Linked DNA regions of Homo sapiens: region 2 is linked to region 1. A link is a contact called in ENCODE Hi-C or POLR2A ChIA-PET data. All regions are on one chromosome and are shown on one strand. The core of a region is the stretch at or near the end of the contact, and the rest is flanking DNA. Distances in the headings are between cores, read along the strand shown. Region 1 holds the start of NPR3 (natriuretic peptide receptor 3). Region 2 holds the start of LINC02120 (long intergenic non-protein coding RNA 2120).

Region 1 (5,317 bases), core at 898-3,397:
CTCAGTCCGCCTTCCCTCAGATTCTACCCTACCGTAAAATGGGCCACACTGGCGATTACACGTCCGCGTCCCCCCGCTCCCCGAAGCCATAGCCACCATCCTCAGCCTCGAGCTCTTTGTCCAGTTTGGGTTTTATTCCAACACCCAAAGACCCATGGAGAAAACTTGGGGGACAGGTGGAAAGAAGGTTCAGCGCTCGTTTCTTCAAAAGGCACTCCCGCAAAGCTTAGCTCTGGGCGCATTAGAAACTGCGTTGCAGAACACTCTGGGAGAAGTGAGTGTCGCCAGAATTCAGACACACAGGGGCATTTTTGGTGGAAACCACAGAAGCTCGTTTATAAGGGGCTGGAAGGGAAATGAAAGGAATGAGAAGAGTGAGTCAACAAGCCTTTAAAAGAAACCTGGGGTCTGTGGAAACAACAGTCAGAGAAACCCCAAGAGCGGGCGAGCTAAGTGGCGACGCCTCGCTGCGAGGCGTCCGCGGACGCTTCCGCACTAAGTGGGGGCGCACGCTGGCAAAGGACTGGGGAACAAGTTCTTTCCGCCTCGGATGCTTCAGACCCTGGATGGAGCCAGGCACTGGGAGTGCGCCCCCTAATCACCAGCCCGGCGCTGGCAAAGTGGAAACTGGGAAGAAAAAACATCGAAGTGTTTGACAGCACCTGTTGGACCTGGGCACGCAGGAGCTACAGACGCCCTCTCCTCCAACCCCTTCACCTCCCTGGGACCCTCTACGTACACCGCGATGGGCGGTCGTCAAAGGTTGTCGCAGCCACACGGCGCATACCTGAACGAGTGCCCGCGCGCACCCGACCTCAGCGCCGCAGTGGGGAGTGGGGTCTGCAGAGTGGACGAGTGTGCAGGGAGAGCCGCGGAGAGCGGTTGGGTTAGGGCCCGGGGCCCGGGACGCGCCCCTGCTCACCTCTCTCACTGGCCTGGATATTGCGCACGATGTCTTCCAGATCCAAGTCTTTGGTCTCGTCGAAACTGTAGATGGACGTGTGCAAACCCTCCTCCTGGAAGACCTCGTGGACCCCCTCGAGGGTGAAGTAGCAGTTCCGCTCCAGCTTGTCGTCGCTGTAGACCAGTGCAGCGCGGCTCCAGTGGTGGTGGCGGAACAGGGCGAGCATCATCTCGCCCATCTTGGCGTAGGCGGGCGCCACGCGCGTGAGGTGCGAGTACTCAGAGTCCTTGTGCTGGAAGCCAGCGGCCAGCGCCCCAGCCGACAGCATGGGCAGGTCCCAGTGCGATGCAAGCCGGGCCACTGGCGCTGCTGCATACTCGCACACTGGCCCCAGGATAAGGTCTGGCTTGGCGCCCCGCGCCGCCGCCACGCGGTCCACCAAGCTGAAGAGCGCACGGTTCCCACAGTCTGAATCCTCGTAAGCCACCTGGAAGCGAGTGCCCGGCGGCAGAAGCCGCCTCCCAGTCCCGTTGCCCTCCACGCTGCGCAGAGCATACTCGATGGCCGGCCGCACCCGGGTGAGTGAAAACAAGTACGAGTCATCCTGGGGCAGTAACACCAGCACCTCGATCTTCTGTGGCGGCAGCGCCTCTCTCTCCTGGCGTCCGCCGCCTATGCCCGCGCCACCGCCGCCGCCGCCAACGCCACCGCCACCGGTGCCGCCGGCCAGCAACGCCCAGCCGAGTAGTACGCACGGGGAGAAAGTGAGCACCAGCAGAGACGGCATCGTGCCGCAAGAAAGAGCTTGCCCTCGCCGCCGCCGACTCGCCCTCTGCCCCCCACCCACCCTTCCTCTTTCCTCCCCACTCTTCTCTCCAAGGTCCCTGCGCCCCCTTGGGCGCTTTAACAAAATAGAATACCCCCTTCACTAATGCGCCAAAAGATAGAGAGGAAGCGTCCTTCTCTGCAATGTCACTAGTTTTTCTTAAAAAAAAAAGAAAAAGAAAAAGAAAAAGTTCACCGGGTGTAAACCTGTGCGTCTGTAATATACATATATATATACTTGTATATATTCGCCCTCCGTTTATACATATACTATTTTGCTTAGAGGTGGCTTCTTATTTGGGCGTTGCTAAGGTTGCTTTTGAAAGCGTTTTTGTAGAAGAAAAAAAAAGTTAGACTTGTCCAAGTGTTTGTAATTGACGGTGCATCTCCCTCGCATTTGATCTCATTGATTCGCGCCGGTTCCTGGATCCATAGCCCGCGTTTAAATAGCGTGGCAGCGGCTGAGCGTGTTACCACACATGGCGCGCCGAGGCCGGGCTTGTGTTTCCAGCGGGTGGGGTGGGTGGGGGTGGGGAGATGTGGGGGCTGGGCTGGGGGAGTCTCTCATTAACATTCTTACATCAGGGCTCCTCCCTGCACCCCTTCACTACCCATCGCGCCCCTGTCCCTAACCACCACTCCCCGCAGGCCCTCTGCCTTTTCCTTAAAGCTGAAATCGCCCACGTCTGCACCGGCAAGAGCCCCCACCACGCCGCGTGCCTGTGCGATCACCGCCTCTCCCTTTCCACGCTCTCCAGCTCCTGGCTTCAAAAAAGGAAACGTGCTTTAAAGTAGAGAAATGCGCGCGCGCACGCACACATACACACACACACACACACACACATATACACACACACACCGTGCAAAAAAAAAAAAAAACCAGGACTGGGGGAAAGGGATGGTTCTAGAAATTGTGGTTTCGGTGCAAAAATCCTTAGGTGCCGCTTGCTCTCACCTTTCTCGTTCTGGCCACATTCCCTCCTGAAGCACCGACGCGGGGCGAGCACCTGACCTTCCTGGTCCCTCGGCGCAAGGTCAGGGAACAAGGACCAAGGTCCCAGTGCAGATGGCTCCATCGCGGACCTGGTGTGCCCGGCTGGCCCGGGCGTCACCTACACCCCGCCTTCCTCAGCCCCGCGCCAGCCCCCTCCCCCTGGGCCACGCAGGTTTGCGCTGGAATCGCAGCGGTGCCGAGGTCACAGTGTCCCAGCTCACGGACCCTCTGTCAGCGCACTGAGAGCAGGAAAGTGAAACTTGTTGCTCCCAAAGGCGAGGGAATGGTTCAACTTCTGGAGGTGTCACAAAGCTTGGAAAGCATCCCCAAAGCGTCCTCGGGGCTTTGTTTGCTAAACCAGGTACCTAAATAAAGGGACTGTCTTTCCCAAAACGTTCCCGGTAGGTCCCCCGGGTACGACACACGCTCCCCTCCAACCTGAGTGCTCAAAGATCCAACCGCTCCTTCTCTGGAGCGCTCGAGGCACTGTGCTGGGGTTCCGCGACTCCAAGAAAGGTCCTGCCTCGGAGACCCAGTCCTCCCACTGGCCATAGCCACAGCAGCGGTGGAGACCGGAGGGAAGCGGCTCTGGAGAAGTCCGTGACCAGAGGAGCATCGCGGGAGTCCGCCGCGCGGCGGGGCGGGTCAAAATGGAACTGGACCTTCTGTGCCTACTGCAGCCAAGTCATTTGCAATGTGAACGGGCTACACTGGGCGGGAGAATTCTGACAATTAAGTCCCGCACATTTAAATACATTGAAAATGTGTTAAAATGGTCTTTCATTTGACTAGGCGTCCGTGTCCACAAATTTCTTTTAGTCTCAGACCGACGCCCTCTTTCGGCAGAAACTTGCACCCGACTCAACCCGGGTGCCGCAGTCCCAGACGCTGCGTTTTTTACTCCGAGGCCTTTAACGCGCTCTGGTTCTCACTTGCGACGGTGAAAAGGCAAACTGGGGTTTCTGGGGATATGGCAACTTCTGGCGTCAGCGCTCGCCTCCCTTAACAGCACTCTCCTTATCGCTCTTTCTGGAACCGTCAATGTGATTATGGGTAATGTTTCAGCTTCTGGGTCATTTATATTCAGATTATGCACTGTGATCCCGAAATCTTCACTGTTAAGTAGGAGCTTCTAATTCCTGCGAGAATTTCCATTTATTTAATTAGAGCCACTAACCAGGAGCAAAAGAGACATCTGTATAAAATTTAATTCCACAAACAGGGTAATCCACACACACTGGAAATTGAGATTTAGTGCTCCACAGCAATTAAATCTTTCCTGAATTTGCAGAAGGGCAGGCGTTTATGGCAGCACAGATTAAAAAAAAAAAAAAAGAAAAAGAACAACAACAAAACAAGAACTAAATCATGAATTCCAAGGGTCTTAATGGATTTCGAAACTGGTTGCCAGGCACTGTGCTGGGGTTCCGAGACTCCAAGAAAGGTCCTGCCTCGGAGACCCAGTCCTACCACTGGCCACAGTGGTAGGAACCAGTGTTTCCTATTACTCTGCGGTATGCCCTGTGTCTGCGGAACACCAGCCAATGGCGATATGATTCTGCCGCGTGTGGTGTGGGTTTATGCGGAGAGTCTGGGGTTTCAGTGGCACCGGTGTGAACGCCTGTCCCATCCCAGATGCTACCTAGCCTCGCCTGCAGTTCAACAGCAGGGCAGTGCGCTTAAGTAAGGGTGAGTGCCCGTAGCCTCTCCGCAGCTTTTGGACAAGAGCTCTCGACTTGCAGTTTGTCACACTCAAGAGCAGCAACAAGACCAAGCTGCGGAAGGGAAGAGACCCCAAACCAAGCAGCGGAACGAATTAAAAAAAAAAAAAAAGCCAGTGTTATGCTTTTGCTGAAGCTCAAAACACCCCTTAAGAATTCCAGTGAGCAACAATTAGGGTTTTTAAAAAACCTTTTCAAATGAAAAGAGTCACAAGATTATGGGAAGACCCACCAAGTAATGTAAGTGTATGGATTTCAAAGTTACGGGTTTGTTTACTTTCCATCAAGTTAGAATTTTTGCAACCAACTGAAAGTTTGTGTAAATAAGTAGTTCTAAATCTTCAGGCCAGAAGACTTAAGTCACCCAGCCTGACACCCCTTACTCTCTAGATGAATTAAGGCCCAAACAGTATAAGTGATATACTTAAATACCTCTTCATCCCCTGAGAATATTTTTAAATGGGATTGTATTCAAAGTAAACCAAGGACCACCAGTTACATCATGTGAAAGTGTTAGGAACAAAGTTAATTTCTACTCTAAGTAATAACATTCTTTATATCAAATTTTTATATATATATATAGCTAAGTTTGGAGGCTAATACAGCACAATAAACCCAAAAATAACATTTTGTAATAGAATTTTTGCAGCACTTTAATCACAAAAATGAATCAAAAGGAAAAAATAGAAATAACTTATTTATTTGACTCAATTTTTAAATATTATTTCTTTCAATTCTGTAAAACACTGAAATGGGGAAAAATAAGTATTTTTTTAACATTCAAAAGAGTGGTAACCTTTTTACTAGGTGCTTCCTTTCTGGCTTCAGTTGTTGAATGAAACCAAAGGAAAGTTATGGGAAAATGCTGCAAAA
Region 2 (5,317 bases), core at 1,680-4,179, 240 kb before region 1:
GGGGACTTGTGTGTTTCTGATTTTATCTTTGTACCTAACACTCTATTTCCATGACATTGTATTTGATAGTAGGGAACATCATCATCACCTTTTCTGAAGTTAGTTTGGCAGGTAGTCTTCTCTTGCAAATATTATCACAAGCTCTACTGAGCTTCATGGGCCCCTCGTTCCTCCTTACTTTGGCTAGTTGTTTCTTGATATCTGAATACTGAACAACAGCATCCACTGTAGCAGCAATAGCCAACAAATGCACAAGCTAAGTAAAAAGAAAAGCAAAATGAATTTCCAAAAAACGGAGGTATTTAATATAAATTTAAAAACATATTCAATATCATAGGGGTTTTCACCATTGATTTCAGCCAAATGGGCAGGAACATTTTCAAGTTCAATTATTTCTGGGCTCCTATATTCCTGTCCTGTAGTGGCCTTAAGAAATGTTCACATTTGCAAGCTGCACCAGACACCATCAGATCTGGTTCTCTCCCTGGGGCCCAAGGATGCTCTTCTTTTTCATCTTTTATTTTGATCATGGAGGTGTTTTCACAGAGTTTATCCCCAGTAGTAAATTACATTCCAATTCTGTGAGTCAGAACAACGTTTTAACATGCACACCAACGTCCGGGTTGCTGTTTTGCTACCAGTTTTGCCTGGGGTGCAGGTATTTTTGGAGATGGGTCTAAAACATCTCAAAACCACATGAACATAGAACAATGAGAACTGGTGATTATTAAAAGATGGTTTTCTTGGCTTTGATGAATTTTCACCACCCAAAAGATGACAGTCTTTTACTATTTTCACTTAACAACAAGAAGAAACAGACCTAAGTACAAGCATTTAAATTAAAAGGAAGAAAATCCCAACAACGCTGACATATGGTATACATTGGAAGTGGTTCCAAAAGCTGAGTGTGAAACGTTCTTCTAGGAAGATGTTAGAAATTGAACAAATTTGCACCAGTCTAGGAGGGTTTGGGTAAAGAGAGGTTCAGCAACCTCTATGTCCCTTCTCACCTGTGCAATTCACAATAATAATGAATCACTACGAGCTTCAAAGTCACAGTCTTTAGCTATCCAAAGTAATTCATGGAAAAGCATTTACAACAGTGTAGGCACTGCTTTTTCGTAGTACACAAATGGCGTAGTGGTTTTGGTTGGCATTGAAAGGAATTCTGGATTTTATAAAAATTGAAGTAAAACAGGTGAAAAATATTATCTGGAATATGTATAACAATTTATTTGCAATCTCAGATAAAAGTTATGTGATATTGTCACCTCAATTAGCCTCATATATCTTCAAGCAGCTCTGTTTTCACATTCAGTAAATAGTTATTGAGCCTGTAATTCAGGACTCTGTGCTAGGCGTTGGAGATGCAGTGATGAATGAAGTAAAGCATCTACCCCCATGAAGCTTATAATCTTCTGGAAATAGACTTTAAAGAAGCAAACAAACAGATAAATTACAAATTGCAAAATACGGGAAGATAATAAACAAGACATCATGATAGAGAATTACAGTGAAGATTTACAGTAATCAGAAACAGTCTCCTAAGTCATTTCTTGGTTATACAAAAGGAGCCAACATGTTATTTTAATGTAATATATTAAATTCAACTACATGAAATTGCCGTCATTTGGCCATATTTAAGCTAAAAAATGGCAATTTCGATGGGCAACCTAACAAAAAGAAACTATGCATTTATATTTAACTAGTCAATTTGGAAAAATTCATTTATAAAAAATAGCGTAACTCACATTCTCTAGACATGCACATGCAAACAAATAAACATGTTTAGTGTCTTTCTGTTTTTTCTAAAAACCTGAAAACTGGCAAAAGCTGGGACAGAGAACAAGTTTGAGGCAGGGCAGATTTTTATTGCTGTATCCGGGATGAGAAAACTGAGACCCAGAGACCTTAAGTGACTTTTCAGGAATCCCTCAGTGATGTTGCAAGTATTTTAAACTAGCGCTAATAGCTGCTTATCTATTATGCGTCTCATTATTTAATTGACTCTACTTCACAATGAAATTTGTTGTTTTTCCCTGTCCCTGTTTTTTTATATTTTGTCAAAAGATGGCCTTGCCCAGTTGTGGCTGAGACTGCTATGTGTTAGTCAAGTTCCAAATTTCCTTTTCCTCGAGGACACAGCTAGACTACATTTCACAGCCTCCCTTGCAATGAGGCACATGCATTCACCTAAGCTCTGGTAATGGTTGCCTCTTCCCATCTTCAAAGCCATCGATGGCCAGTCACATCTTTTTTATATCACATCACTCTGACACTGACTCTTCCACTTTCCTTGGCCACGTGAATGGTCTTGCGATTACACGGGGCTCATCGGGCTGATCTAGCATAATCTCCTGGTCTTAAAGGTCATCTTAATTAGAAATCTTAATACCATCTGCAAGCTTAATTCTTATTTGCCATGTATCCTAACATAATCACAGATTCGGGGGATTAAGACATAGACCAGACAGCTTTGGGGGTCCTTTATTCTGGCTACTCTCCAAGGGTACCTAAAATGTTGCTTTAAAATGAGGCACATGCATTCACCTAAGCTCTGGTAATGGAATGGAGTTGGAAGTGATGTGTCCTCTCCAGGCCAGGCTCGTGAAATCCTTCTACATAATCCTCCACACATTCTCTCCTTCTGCATCTGCTGGAAGGAGAAAGGATTTTAAGGTCTTGGAAGAAGTCGGAGCCACAGGATGGAAGAAGACTGGACTTGGAATGACTATATGGAAAGTGACTAGAGCAGAAACAAACATCTGTCTGAATTCTCCGGGGCAAATAGTACATTCTAATTATATTAAGCCATAAGATTTTTAGAGATTTTTGTTATGGTAGCGAATATCACTTGCCTTAACTAATACCATGACATTGTTTTTTTGTTTTTTGGGGTTTTTTTTTGTTTATTCAGATGGAGTCTCGCTTTGTCGCCCAGGCTGGAGTGCAGTGGCACAGTCTCGGCTCACTGCAAGCTCTACCTCCCGGGTTCACGCCATTCTCCTGCCTCAGCCTCCTGAGTTGCTGGGACTATAGGCGCCTGCCACCATGCCCGGCTAAATTTTTTGTATTTTCAGTAGAGACAGGGTTTCACTGTGTTAGCCAGGATGGTCTCGATCTCCTAATCTCATGATCCACCCTCCTCGGCCTCCCAAAGTGCTGGGATTACAGGCGTGAGCCACTGCGCCTGGCCGACATTGTTATTTTTAAGTGGCTTTTTGTTAGTATTCTGTAGGCATAGCCTGAGTTAGAAGATATGTTACTTTTTTGTGGATGCTGTAACGAATTGCCACAAACTTGGTGGCTTAAAATCACACAAATTTATTATCTTGCAGTTCTGCAAGTCAGAAGTCCAACATGGCTCTCACTAAGCTAAAATTCAGATGTCCTTTCTGGAGGCTCTAGAGGAGAATCTGTTTTCCTCCCTTTCCCAGCCTTCCTAGAGGCTGCCCACATTTCTTGGCTCGTTGCCTCTTCCCATCTTCAAAGCCATCGATGGCCAGTCACATCTTTTTTATATCACATCACTCTGACACTGACTCTTCCACTTTCCTTGGCCACGTGAATGGTCTTGTGATTACACGGGGCTCATCGGGCTGATCTAGCATAATCTCCCGGTCTTAAAGGTCATCTTAATTAGAGATCTTAATACCATCTGCAAGCTTAATGCTTATTTGCCATGTATCCTAACATAATCACAGATTCGGGGGATTAAGACACAGACCAGACAGCTTTGGGGGTCCTTTATTCTGGCTACTCTCCAAGGGTACCTAAAATGTTGCTTTAAGATACAACATAAAGGTGGAATCTAACCTTAAACTTAAACTGAGGATGAACATGTTCACCCAGATCTTCATTATATTTTGATATCTCTCAGGATAAAATTAGTGTGCCTGTTAGAAATACTAAAATGATACTTGCTACCAAATGGCTCTTTAAATAATTAAGAGTATATATACCTAACATCACATAATCATTATTTAATTTGTACATTCTTTAGAGTTCATATTTTTCCAGGGTAGAACATGACCAAATTTATACCACAATTCAGGATAATCTCACCAGGTGGGAAAAATTAGGAAAAGTAATGGTGCAAACATTTTTTTTGTCAGGTAAACATTATTCAGAGAGTCAGTCTTTGCATCTTTTTAGGATCCTCAATTAGAAAGAACTTCTACTAGAGTTCATGTCCTTTGTAGGGACACGGATGAAACTGGAAACCATCATTCTCAGCAAACTATCGCAAGGACAAGAGACCAAACACCGCATGTTCTGACTCATAGGTGGGAATTGAACAATGAGAACACATGGATACAGGAAGGGGAACATCACACTTCGGGGACTGTTGTGGGGTGGGGGGAGGGGGGAGGGATAGCACTGGGAGATATACCTAATGCTAAATGACGAGTTGATGGGTGCAGCACACCAACATGGCACATGTATACATATGTAACAAACCTGCACATTGTGCACATGTATCCTAAATCTTAAAGCATAATCATAATAAAATTAAATTAAAATAAAATAAATCAAAAAAAAAAAGAAGAAAGAACTTCTACTATGTGTAGGGCCGGGTGTGGTGGCTCACGCCTGTAATCCCAGCACTTTGGGAGGCCAAGGTGGGTGGATCATTAGGTCAGGAGTTCGAGACCAGCCTGGCCAAGATGGTGAAACCCCGTCTCTACTAAAAATACAAAAATTAGCCAGGCGTGGTGGCACACGCCTGTAGTCCCAGCTACTTGGGAGGCTGAGGCAGGAGAATCACTTGAACCTGGGAGGCAGAGGTTGTGGTGAGCCGAGATTGTGCCATTGCACTCCAGCCTGGGTGACAAGAGCGAAACTCCGTCTAAAAAAAAAAAGAAAGAAAGAACTTCTACTATGTGTGTATGCATACACACAATCATACATGTGCACGCATTCACACATGAGGAACACAACCACCCTTTCCCCCAGAAAAAAACAGAGGTTGAGGAAGAAAAAACAAGACTTGAACTGAAGTTATAATGAGAAAAGACACTGTAAAAATAACATTGTGGCTTCTGTGGGATCCCATATTTATCCTCTCAGATGCTTCCAGAGCAAACATAGTCCATTTATAAATGAAAGGAGGATTTTGCTGTCAACCTAGAAGTTTCACCTGAGATCTGGGGAAAGAAAGCCCCACCCTCGCTCTTTTAGTCTCTTACCTCATTGCCCGGGAGCAAACACCCCCCACGCATAAAACTCAGTCTTGGTCTCTGAAAATGTAGGCATAGGCATCTCTGCTTAGCTTTGCAGTAGATAAAACAAAAGCAGTTAATATGTAAATCTCCTC

Evidence for each region. Hi-C counts contacts between places; a loop is a spot of excess contacts on that map. ChIA-PET counts read pairs that join two places held with the same protein, here RNA polymerase II (POLR2A). Pooled maps may share reads with other maps.
Region 2: a map of natural killer cell shows a loop between it and region 1 (3-fold over the local background). The contact joins the promoter of LINC02120 here to the promoter of NPR3 in region 1. A Hi-C loop is called at or near these places in 8 of 168 maps with a recorded cell type or tissue (Caco-2, GM12878, HepG2 and 5 more), 35 of 37 single-sample maps with no recorded cell type and 16 of 50 pooled maps. POLR2A ChIA-PET finds 5 or more read pairs at or near these places in 2 of 52 experiments (Caco-2 and endothelial cell of umbilical vein).

The regions. Positions count from the first base shown.
Region 1 is chr5:32,708,151-32,713,467 of GRCh38, reverse strand. NPR3 (natriuretic peptide receptor 3) reads right to left here and starts at 2,147. Exons shown (of 8, transcript NM_001204375.2): 1 at 923-2,147. The coding sequence starts at 1,691. RefSeq lists a silencer at 891-1,185 and an enhancer at 1,061-1,786.
Region 2 is chr5:32,945,055-32,950,371 of GRCh38, reverse strand. It overlaps LINC02120 (long intergenic non-protein coding RNA 2120), which reads right to left and starts at 2,929. Exons shown (of 6, transcript NR_033832.1): 1 at 2,551-2,929; 2 at 1,272-1,429; 3 at 89-256.